Linked DNA regions of Homo sapiens: regions 1 and 3 are each linked to region 2. A link is a contact called in ENCODE Hi-C or POLR2A ChIA-PET data. All regions are on one chromosome and are shown on one strand. Each heading gives the region's core, a stretch centred on a gene start or an enhancer-like site at or near the end of the contact. The rest is flanking DNA. Distances are from core to core; before and after follow the strand shown. Region 1 holds the start of SLC30A1 (solute carrier family 30 member 1). Region 2 has its middle 13 kb from the start of LINC01740. Region 3 overlaps INTS7 (integrator complex subunit 7).

Region 1 (3,550 bases), core at 793-3,292, 980 kb after region 2:
CTTATTGGTTCTTCTTTGGGTATCAAATCTTCGCATTTGGAGGAATGTATTTTTTAAATAAAGCGAGGCACAGCAGCCCTTAGTAGAAAGCAAAATGGTCTTCAAACTGCCTCTAGGCCATTTCCATGAGGATATCTTGACCCATAAGTGGCTTCCGAATTTCTGTATATGAGGGGCTAGTTGATAGGATGTTTGAAGCTGTGTTTACAGATGATCAGAAAACTGTCACTCATCCATATCAAAGGAGAGGAAGTTATGGAAGTCCTAAACCCATTAATCCACCCTTTAGCACTGCCCAAACCCAGACTTCACTTCAAATTAAGCACATTAAAAATGGAGTTCATATTTTCTCCTAAAAATCAGCTTCTTGGCCTCCCTTCCCAACTTCCTCACCTGTTTAAGGCAGTATTTTCCTTGTCAGGTTAGAAACATTATAACTATCTTTGTTCTCCTACCTAGCTTCCTCCTTCCCAATACCCAATTAATCATCAAATTCTATCATTTTTTCCTTAATAATGTCTTGAAAATTTTCCTCCATTCTTTATATTCCAGCAAAACAGAAACAGAAGGTGAGGATCCAGCTCTCCAGTCTGGATGGGGAGACTAGAAACACACTACATACAAGTGAAAAAAATTTCATAGGAATTACAAGAATACCAAAACAATGCAAAATAACAGCTCCAAACAAGCCTTGTATACACATCTCCAGGCAATAGCTGGCACTGCATTTGTCCAGTAGTAATCTAGGGCAGTGGGTGGGGAGGTCCTTCTGCTGCGCAGGGGCTGTGGTGAGGCCTTTCAGGTCCAGCTTAAGCCACTCTGATTCCAGCCACCACCCCACCTTAGATGGGCAAGCTGTTCCTTTCCAGATCAACTCATCTCCACCCACAACACAGTGCTTATGTATTCAGTCTAAAATAGCACAATTTATCAAGAGTATTCCATCGTAATTTTAAAATGTCGTGTTTATATTTTACCTCCACCTGGACAGAAACTCGTTCCTTTGTATTCTTACTGCCCCTCCACCTCCCCATAGCAACCAGCACAAGATTCCACCGTGTGTAGTCTATAAATAAATGTTAAATCATAGAGCCTTAGAATTTTGGAGTCAGACGGGGATCTTCAGAGTTGCATTTGTCCAGTCCTTTATAGATGGGGAAACAGGTCTAGAGAGATTAGGTGACTTGCTCAAAGCCACACAGCTGGCTATTGACAAGGCAAGGAGCAGAGCCCAGGTTTCTCCTGCCTGAAGTCTGTACCCTGAACTGTCCTTAGATAATCAGTGACAGACACCTGAGTTCACACAAGGTCTCCAGGGGTTGATGGTGATAGGAGAAACTGGCTTTCCCAAAACATGTACAAAGATTCGGTCCACGCCCCTAGCAGACCTTCGGGAGGACTAACTCCTCAGCTCGGCGTCCAGCAGAGTCCCAAGTTACAGTCGCACTTGTTTATGCGTCTGTCGGCCTCCTCCGACAGGACCGAGTACTCGAGGGCCCCGCGCTCAGGGGCTCCCCTCCGGCCCCTCCCCCGCCGCCGAGCTGTCACACAGCCGCCGCGCGGCCCGCCCCCACGTGGACTGGGCTCGGAGGATCAAAGTCTGTTTGCAGACTTTGCAGCCCGGCCCCCGCAGGTGTGCTGGGAGTTGCGATGGTCCGCAGGCCAGGACTCCGCCACACCCGAGGGGACCCGGCCAGCCCCTCCCCCTCCCGCTGCACGCGGCCCGCGCCCCCAATTCGCCCGCCGCTGCACCCGGCCACGGCCCCCCGGCCCACGCCCGGCTCCGGGAGGAAAAGGCCCCGCCCCTATCTGTTGGAGCCGCGACCCCGCCCCCTTCCCGCCCCTCCGAGGCTCCATCCAATAGTGAGCGTGGCTGGGCGGGACGCCGAGGCTGTCGTGAGGGGGTCCTGACCAATGGGGAAGCGTGCCGGGCCTGGTGGGCGGGGCGGCAAGGCCTTGTCACGCTCGGGTCCGTGTGAAAACGGGGGTTCCGAGTGCAAAGCAAAGTTTTTTTGTAAACCGTCTGCAAAGGCGGGGGGGCGAAGAAGGCGCCCGAGACCGGGCCGAGTGCAGCTGCCGTGGCCGCCGCCTCTCTAGCTCCTCAGCCATCCGCTCCTCAGTCCAGCCGCCGCAGAGGAGACCAGCAAGCAGAGCCCTCAGATGCTCGGAGCTTTCTCGGCGCGAAGCTGCCCGTCGCCCTCTCCTGCCGCCCTCGCCCGCCGCCCTCCTGCTCCTGCTCCGGCTGCGGCTCTTGGTACCCCGGCTCCGGGAGCCCAGCTCCCCGCCACCGCCGCCGCCTGGGTGTGGGGGCTGCTGAGGCTGAGCCGGGCCTCGGCGCCGGCTCTGAGGACGGACGCCTGAGGAGCTGCGCGGCGCGGCGCCGCCGGCTGGCGGAGAACGCCCACAGGCGCGGGGCTCGGCGGCTTGACCCGGGCTTGTCCCCGTGCGGCCGCGGGGGCCCCTCAGCGGTTTCCCGAACGGCCCGACTCGGGCGCTCCTCCGTGTCGCGGTCGCCGACCCTCCGCGTCCCGCCAACGCCGCCGCTGCACCAGTCTCCGGGCCGGGCTCGGCGGGCCCCGCAGCCGCAGCCATGGGGTGTTGGGGTCGGAACCGGGGCCGGCTGCTGTGCATGCTGGCGCTGACCTTCATGTTCATGGTGCTGGAGGTGGTGGTGAGCCGGGTGACCTCGTCGCTGGCGATGCTCTCCGACTCCTTCCACATGCTGTCGGACGTGCTGGCGCTGGTGGTGGCGCTGGTGGCCGAGCGCTTCGCCCGGCGGACCCACGCCACCCAGAAGAACACGTTCGGCTGGATCCGAGCCGAGGTAATGGGGGCTCTGGTGAACGCCATCTTCCTGACTGGCCTCTGTTTCGCCATCCTGCTGGAGGCCATCGAGCGCTTCATCGAGCCGCACGAGATGCAGCAGCCGCTGGTGGTCCTTGGGGTCGGCGTGGCCGGGCTGCTGGTCAACGTGCTGGGGCTCTGCCTCTTCCACCATCACAGCGGCTTCAGCCAGGACTCCGGCCACGGCCACTCGCACGGGGGTCACGGCCACGGCCACGGCCTCCCCAAGGGGCCTCGCGTTAAGAGCACCCGCCCCGGGAGCAGCGACATCAACGTGGCCCCGGGCGAGCAGGGTCCCGACCAGGAGGAGACCAACACCCTGGTGGCCAATACCAGCAACTCCAACGGGCTGAAATTGGACCCCGCAGGTGAGCCGGGAAAGTCGCTGCCGCAGGTGGTTGGGTTTGGGGTGCCCAGAGCCTCGCCTGGCCTTCGGCGGGGTGGCCCGCACGCCCCCTGCTGCCCGAGCGGGCCTGCGCCGCGCCGCCCCTGCCTGCTCCCTCCCCGTCCTGCACACGCCCCGCTGCTGCTCCAGGAAATCAGAACCCCCTCAGTCGGGTGCAAGGAGCCGGCGACGCGTCTGGCATATTTGTAGGTGGGGGCTGTGGGTCAGACCCTAAGAAAAAGGGTCAGGAGGTGATCATCATCCCGCTGCAGTCCACACCCGCACTTGGCTGTCTTTACAGGCTGCAGCAACTTTGCTGGA
Region 2 (3,513 bases), core at 239-2,738:
ATGTAACAGTGACAGTGGCTCACTCACTTTGCTCCATTTCCAGAACACGGTCACCATCATTTTGCTCAAAATTTTGAGAAGTTGTTGTTGTTTCTAATTTGTTTTTGGCACAAGCATGCTGTTCCGATAGGAAACTTTCTGTTGTTTTATGCTCGAGCGGGGACGATGAAAGAGGAGATAACCAAGTGTTTCTTCTGCACTTGGGCAGATCTGGTCGCTGGTAGGCCAGGTGAGGACTCTTTAAGTAGAAATGGCCTCTCGAGTTTCCAGAAAGGAAACACAGAGTCAAGGGTGGGTCTGGCAGGGCTGGGACGAAGGGGAGCCAAGTGGGGTGCCTAAGGTGTAAAACTGAAGGCGGCGCTCATGGTCAGGCCCTGCAAGCACAGGGTGGGCGCCTGATGCGATGCCTCCTCATACACCTTCTCATGGCTGGGCCCTGAGGCCGACCACCTCCATCTCTGGAGATCTGGTCTGGCGCCGGTTACCTGCTGAAAGGCACTGAGATTGTGTTCCAAGTGGAAAAGTTGGTTCCAGCGGACTCACATGCATAGAATAAGACACACATTTCACAGCCCACCTTCATCACCAAAACCATGGACTTCGGAGTCTGATGACCTGGGACTGACTTCCAGCTCGCCATTCATTAGCTGTGTGACCCAGGGAAACGCTTAATCGTGTGCCTCGATTTCCGTCCTCATCAGTAAAATGGGGAGGACTCAGAGAAGAGGACTAAACGACAAGGGGATGGAGGATCATGAAAACACCTGGCACAGAGCAAACCTCAGTAAATTGTGAGTTCCCTGTGAGGCCCTGATGTTGTTTACGATCACGTGTTGGCCAGGGATCCTGGCCTCTGGAAACTTCCATTGGCAACATTAGCACAGTAGGAGGGTTTGGAGATCAGTCCACGAATTTACCACCCAGCGAAATTAACTGGTTTCTAGTCACACCACTAATGACAGTTTAGACACAGTCAAAACGGTGATAAATGGACCTAGTTGGCCCAAGCTGATGGATTCATAAATAAATATTTAAACCACAGCCTTTCTCTGACAGCAGAGGCATCAGAGAGCAGAGACGCTATAAGCAAAGAGTTAAGGAGTCAAGGGCCATAGAAAACTCTTCCTGACACTTGGTTCAGGCTCAGAGGGCAACTGAGATGTCCATCTGGTTAACCAAAGAGGGCTTCCAGGAGGAGGTTCTGGGACTTCAAAGAGCCTCCAACTAGGCTCAGTTGTTCTTCCGTTTTCATCATCATCTCAACAGTCAACTCTCTTAAAGTATAACACGGTACAAGATGGGCTCTCAGTCTGCAGGTGAGTGAGTGGAGTCGTTTCCCCAGATGTTTCACGATCCCAGGCCTGGTCCCTTTAAGGCATCGAAACTCAGAACATTCTATCAGCTGCCTCGGCCTCCCCGTGGCGCGCTTACGTCACCCTTCGGGGAAGCGGCTGACGTCAGCGCGTTCTTGGCGAGTGGGGCGGGGCCGGTGACTCACCCGGACCGCGCCCCTTGCTCCCCGCCCCCGCCGGGCCGCGCGCACGTGAGCGCGCGCTGCGCGGGTTGCTAATTTTAGCTCCGGCGGCTTCCCTGGGGTCCCGTGAGGTGAAGGGGAGTGGAGGGGACGAGGCGGGCAAGGAGCGTGGCTCTCCTCGTTCCTTCCTGCCCCGCCGTGGGTTTTCCTCGAGGACCGGGCCCGGCCCGAGGGGTGGGGGCCCGCGGGCGACTCGAGGTGCTGGAACGCGGGCGCTTACCGAGGCGAGAACCTAGGGGGTCTCCCCGCGTGGAAACCCCGCCCCTCCCTCGGCCTTGGACACAGTCGGCGCTCAATAAATGAATCGAAGTTTCTTCCTGGACGGCGACCCTGGGCTTTCGGGAGAAAGCCAGAGGGGCAGGGTTCTGGAAGGTTCCCTGGCGGCTGGGGTGCGGTGCGGGCTGAAATCCGAGCAGGAGCTGGGCGCGGCCCTCGGGGACCGACTATGGGGGACGGCGCCGCGGGAGTGGGGCAAGTGCGGGCCTGGACCCTTGGGGCCACCGCGTCAGCAGTCGGCGGGGCCGTGGGAGGGACGGTGCCCGCCCGCTGTGAAGGGCGGTGGCCCTTCTAGGGTCAGGCCAAGCGCAGAGGCCTGAAGGTCACCGGGTGAGGAGCCAGCGCGGGTGCCTCAGAAGCCAAGCGCCCCGTCCCGAGCCCTGCGCGAACCAGTATGACCTTCCAGGAACCAGATGAGAGCTGCGTTTTCAAGAAGCAGTGCCAGACACCTTGGGAAATCGACACTCTCCTGTCCTTGGGTGGGGGTGGGGGTCCTGGAAAGAAGCTCCGTCAGCGTAAAGTGAACTCTTAGCTTTGACTTTGCAGAGGGATCCGTTGTGTCACAGTGACCCGCATTCCTGTCATTGGTGTGGTGTGTTTCACAGCCATTGCCTCCCTAGGTAGATTGTAAAACGGCGTTCGTAGAGCCTTTGACCTCATAATATTATGTTGGAAATTACACGATAGTAAACATAATGATAAATGGGGAATGTTAAATGGTAGTATGGGAACATTTTCTAATGGTTGCATCCTTAAAATTTTCTGTTTCAAGTTTTTAAAGGCTATAGCCTTAAAAAAAGCTGACTGTAGGAAAATGGTGGAAAGAGTCGTGGAATAAAGGTAGCTTTGGGGATTATGACGTGAATAAATGACAGAAATTAGTATGTGTCATTTTCCTTTGTTTTCCAAAAATACCACAATGTCCTTTGTAAATTGGAAGTTTTTCAGATGTGCATGTGGAAGCTGCAAGATTTTTAGGGCTTTATATCCATCTTAAAACTGGTTTTAAAGGATTGGCAATTACAATCTAATACTGGTATTTGTAGCAAATACATCCAGAGGTAGGCATACTGGTTTTTTAATATTGTTATATGGCAACAAAGGTCTCTTTGTCCTAATTTGTAGGACAAAGTTGCAACCACATTTTCCTCAATGTAATGCTTATGGGGGGAGGGTCTTAAATTGATTTGAAAGCAGGTTGTATTAGGATTCTCCAGAGAAACAGTACCAATAGGATATACAGGCATACCTCATTTTATTGTGTCTCACTTTATTGCACTTTGCAGATAATGTGTTATTTACAAATTGGTACCGTTGGTACCGTTTTTTCCAACAGCATGTGCTCACTTTATGTCTGTCAGCATTTTTTTAGCAAGAAAATATGTTTAAATGAAGGTGTGTACTTTTTTTAAAGTCATAATGCTGTTGCACACTTAAGACTACAGTGTAGTGTAAACATAACATATATGCACTGAGAAACCAACAAATTTGTGTGGATCCCTTTACTGTGATATTTACTTTACTGCAGTGGTCTTGAACCAAACCTGCAATATCTCTGAGGCATGCCTGTGTGTGCACATATATGATTTATTATAAGGAATTGACTTATGCAGTGATGGAGGCTGGCAAGTCCCAAGATCTGCAAGGTGAGTAAGCAAGCTTGAGACCTAGGAGAGCTGATGGTGTAGTTCTAGTCCAAGTCC
Region 3 (3,549 bases), core at 770-3,269, 620 kb after region 2:
ATTTGTTTTTTCTGATGTGTCTGCAACTGTGTATAATACAGACATTTCACATTGTTTCCAAAAGTGAAGAACACTCATTTAATATCTTCAATGTTTTAAGTTAGAAGGGGTGGATCTTTTCCTTTGGTTGGTGATTGGTTTGGTTTATACTTGATGAGTTATGCTAGACTGATTGTTTAGAGAGAGCAGTCTCTTTATTACACAGGCTCAGTTTGTTGGGATGCTCAGGGAACAGAGTTTTCTGGTTAGCCAGAAAACCCCCTTTTTTCCTATTTTAATTCTGGTTGAAAACCATGATAAAATAGACTTTCTTAGCACAGTATGGTAGATATAACTTAACTGCTTTTTGATTGGGGATCATTTAGGGCTTCAGGATCACGATTTCTAAACATCAGGGATCATATGGTTGCAGATGCCGATGCTATAAGTAATTTGGCCGGATGCAGCTCCTAAGGTAAAGCAGGGTACTTTCCCTGGAATTTCCTTTTTAAATAAATATCTGTTTCTTTGCTTGTGTTTTGCCTTTTTCTCTTCAAAGTCAACATTAATTCAAAGGAGAATGGAGCTTAAGATAAAAAATAAAAAGGGGTTGTTGTTTTTTTTTTCTTTCTTGTCATGCGGCCTCTGGGACTGAGAAGTGATTTGCAACTTGGGTCTCTCCAAGATTGCTTGCCTTCATGAGCACAACCCATTGTACTGCTAACAGCCAGAACATTCTCATAAAATGTGTACAGATCTACAGTGTCCACGGTTGAATGACATCTCTTCAGATGCAGCCCAGTTGTATGAGGTTCACACAACCTACACAGTCATCTCAGCACCTGGGAACACGTGCTTAGGAAAAATTGCCAGAGCAGTGCAGAACCCCTTGTTCTTTTACCAGGTGTGGAAACAGCTGAATCAGAAAGCCTGGGTTTCACTCTTGGTTCTGGTGAATTAGCTGTGTGACCAAGCAAGTCACTTTACCTCTACATCTTAGGGGTTTTTTTTTTTGTCTGTCAAGTGACTGAATTAGACTGGTTTTCTGGATTCCAGCCTAGAGTTGTATTATCAAGTGACTGAAAGACTAAAAACAAACAAAAACATTTCTTAAATTGGAGATCTTTTTTATTTGTAATTAAGTGGCTATTTTCAGGGTTAAAGTTTACAATGTGGATTTCAAGCTTCTGGTGCCATTCAAGGTAGATTTCTCCAAAAAAGAAGCAAATCTTGTAAGCCATCAATTCCCTTTGAGAACTTCCCAAATGTTATGTTCTTAAAAGATAGGTTTTGATAGCTATGTTTATGAACTTTTTAACTTGGTGTATTATGGGCTCCTGGCACAAACTCAGAAAGGAATTTTTTTTTTTTTTTTTTGAGACAGAGTCTCGCTCTGTTGCCCAGGCTGGAGTGCAGTGGTGCAATCTCAGCTCACTGCAACCTCTACCTCCCAGGCTCCGGTGATTCTCCTGCCTCAGTCTCCCGAGTAGCTGGGATTACAGGCATGTGCCACCACGCCTGGTTAGTTTTTATATTTTTTAGTAGAGATGGGTTTCACCATGTTGGCCAGGATGGTCCCAAACTCTGGTGATCGCCCGTCTTGGCCTCCCAAAGTGCTAGGATTACAGGTGTGAGCCACCGTGCCTGGCCAGGAATTATTAAAATAAAAGCAAGTCCAAGAAGTTCAGAGTATAACTGAACTGAACATAACTCTGAAGCAAGAAAGACTTATTTTAGTATGTCCATTAGATCCAGGATTGGAACTCTGATTTTGTTTAGTAAAATATCTACTGAATTTTTGGCATCAACTGTTAAATGGTTATTTGTGGTGGGGGAAGCTGTTTATAACTTCAACACTACACTAATGAATGAAAAGAAAAATGAGATGCAGAAAAGAAAGATGCATACTAATTGTGAAGTGGGCATGTTCCCTAAATTTAGAAATATGAAGGGCACTTGCTGGTTAAAGCTAGGAAGACAGGACTAGTTTTTCTCAGTGCTTCGTCACTTTGCAGTGCAGTAGTGTTTCCTTATCTGCAGTTTTTGCTTTTCACTTTCACTTTGCTTTTCAGTTTCAGTTCCCAGAGGTGAAGATAGACCACATTCACATAATTTTTATTACAGTATATTGTTACAATTGTTCTATTTTATAATCACTTAATCTCTTTACTGTGCCTATTTTATAAATTAAACTTTGGCATAGGTGTGTATGTATAGGAAAAAATGTAGTGTATATAGGGTTTGGTACTATCCTCAGTCATAGGCATCCACTGGGGATCTTGGAACGTATCTCCTACTGATAAGGGGGACTGCTGTGTAGTCCAGTGACTGAGAGCACCAGCCTTTGGGGCCATACTGCCGAGGTTCCAATCTTAACTTTATGACCTTGGACAAGCTACTTAGTCTCTCTATGCCTCAATTTCCTTATTCCTAATAGAGAAACATATTAGTGTTTCATGGGGTAGGTATGAGAATTAAGTGAGTTAGTATAGAATTTACTTAGAACATGCTTGGCATATAGTAAAACAGATATATAAGCATTTGCTTTTATTATTACTACTACTGTCATTATCCTCCTTAGTATTTTTTTTTCCAAAGTGTTAGATCAGTTCTCACTGAGCATTTTATTACCTTGTCTCTGCTATTAAACACATTTAAGCTATCTTTCCTAATGCAATTTGGGTACATTGAGTAATAATGATCTAAACAAAATAGAATTTCTGTCTACTATGCTATAAATCATTTAATTAAAATATGTAAAGGCAGACATACAAGGAAATATATGTAAATACATTCTGCTGATTGCCTTCAGTGATGATAGCAATAGAATGTTGACTATTCAGAAATTAATGTATTCCAGCTTAAACTAAGACCTTCAGACATAACCTTTCTAGCGCAAACCAACCAAGATAGCAGGCAATTTGCAACTGGGGAATATGCCATTTCTCATGTTAAGATACTGTTCAGAGAAGAACAAACCAATTAGACAAGATCCTCAGACTAGGGTCCCAGAGAAGTCAGTTTAAATTCTATTTATAAGACTCATCATTAATCCTTAGATAAGTCACTTGATCTTTCTGTGCCAATACCTGCCAACAGAATATTGAGAATAAGATGACCTGGCACTTGGTATGTAGAGTATAGGCACCACTGACCAACAGAACTTTCTGTAATGATGGAGGCGTTCTAAATTTGCACTAACCGCTACAGCCACTGGCCACATGTAGCTATTGAGTACTTAAAATATGGCTAGTGTGATTGAGGAACTGAATTAATTTACTTTTAATTCAGTTAAATTTAATTATTTTATTTATTTATTTATTTATTTATTTATTTATTTATTTAGAGATGGAGTTTTGCTCTTGTTGCCTGGGGTGGAGTGCAATGGTGCGATCTCAGCTCACTGCAACCTCCGCCTCCCAGGTTCAAGTGATTCTCCTGCCTCAGCCTCCCAAGTATCTGGGATTACAGGCATGTGCCACCACACCCGGCTAATTTTGTATTTTTAGTAAAGGTGGAGTTTCATCATGTTGGTCAGGCTGGTCTTGAACTCCTGACCTCCAGTGATCC

The links. Hi-C counts contacts between places; a loop is a spot of excess contacts on that map. ChIA-PET counts read pairs that join two places held with the same protein, here RNA polymerase II (POLR2A). Pooled maps may share reads with other maps.
Region 1: a loop to region 2 is called in a map of CD8-positive, alpha-beta T cell, with 5 times the contacts of the local background. The contact joins the promoter of SLC30A1 here to the enhancer-like site in region 2. A Hi-C loop is called at or near these places in 4 of 168 maps with a recorded cell type or tissue (CD4-positive, alpha-beta T cell, CD8-positive, alpha-beta T cell and endothelial cell of umbilical vein), 1 of 37 single-sample maps with no recorded cell type and 13 of 50 pooled maps.
Region 3: a loop to region 2 is called in a map with no recorded cell type, with 4 times the contacts of the local background. The contact joins two enhancer-like sites. A Hi-C loop is called at or near these places in 8 of 37 single-sample maps with no recorded cell type and 10 of 50 pooled maps. POLR2A ChIA-PET finds 5 or more read pairs at or near these places in 1 of 52 experiments (GM12878).

What each region holds. Positions count from the first base shown.
Region 1 is chr1:211,577,653-211,581,202 of GRCh38, reverse strand. SLC30A1 (solute carrier family 30 member 1) reads left to right here and starts at 2,042. Exons shown (of 2, transcript NM_021194.3): 1 at 2,042-3,212. The coding sequence starts at 2,591. RefSeq lists silencers at 1,453-2,012, 2,253-2,562, 3,063-3,412 and enhancers at 1,869-2,368, 2,369-2,870, 2,843-2,952.
Region 2 is chr1:212,557,011-212,560,523 of GRCh38, reverse strand. No RefSeq gene overlaps it. Among named protein-coding and RNA genes, the nearest start is that of LINC01740, 13 kb to the right of the region's middle. RefSeq lists enhancers at 1,148-1,287, 1,788-1,917, 1,297-2,034 and a silencer at 1,458-1,727. Within about 2 kb of position 1,488, at least 38 of the 41 ENCODE cell types and tissues checked have a DNase peak (open chromatin) inside an H3K27ac peak, as active enhancers do; they include CD4-positive, alpha-beta T cell, CD8-positive, alpha-beta T cell, GM12878 and 1 more, where a contact is called at or near this core.
Region 3 is chr1:211,937,366-211,940,914 of GRCh38, reverse strand. INTS7 (integrator complex subunit 7) reads left to right here. Exons shown (of 20, transcript NM_015434.4): 20 at 1-512. Among named protein-coding and RNA genes, the nearest start is that of INTS7, 96 kb to the left of the region's middle. RefSeq lists an enhancer at 1,931-2,010. Within about 2 kb of position 2,019, at least 5 of the 41 ENCODE cell types and tissues checked have a DNase peak (open chromatin) inside an H3K27ac peak, as active enhancers do; they include GM12878, where a contact is called at or near this core.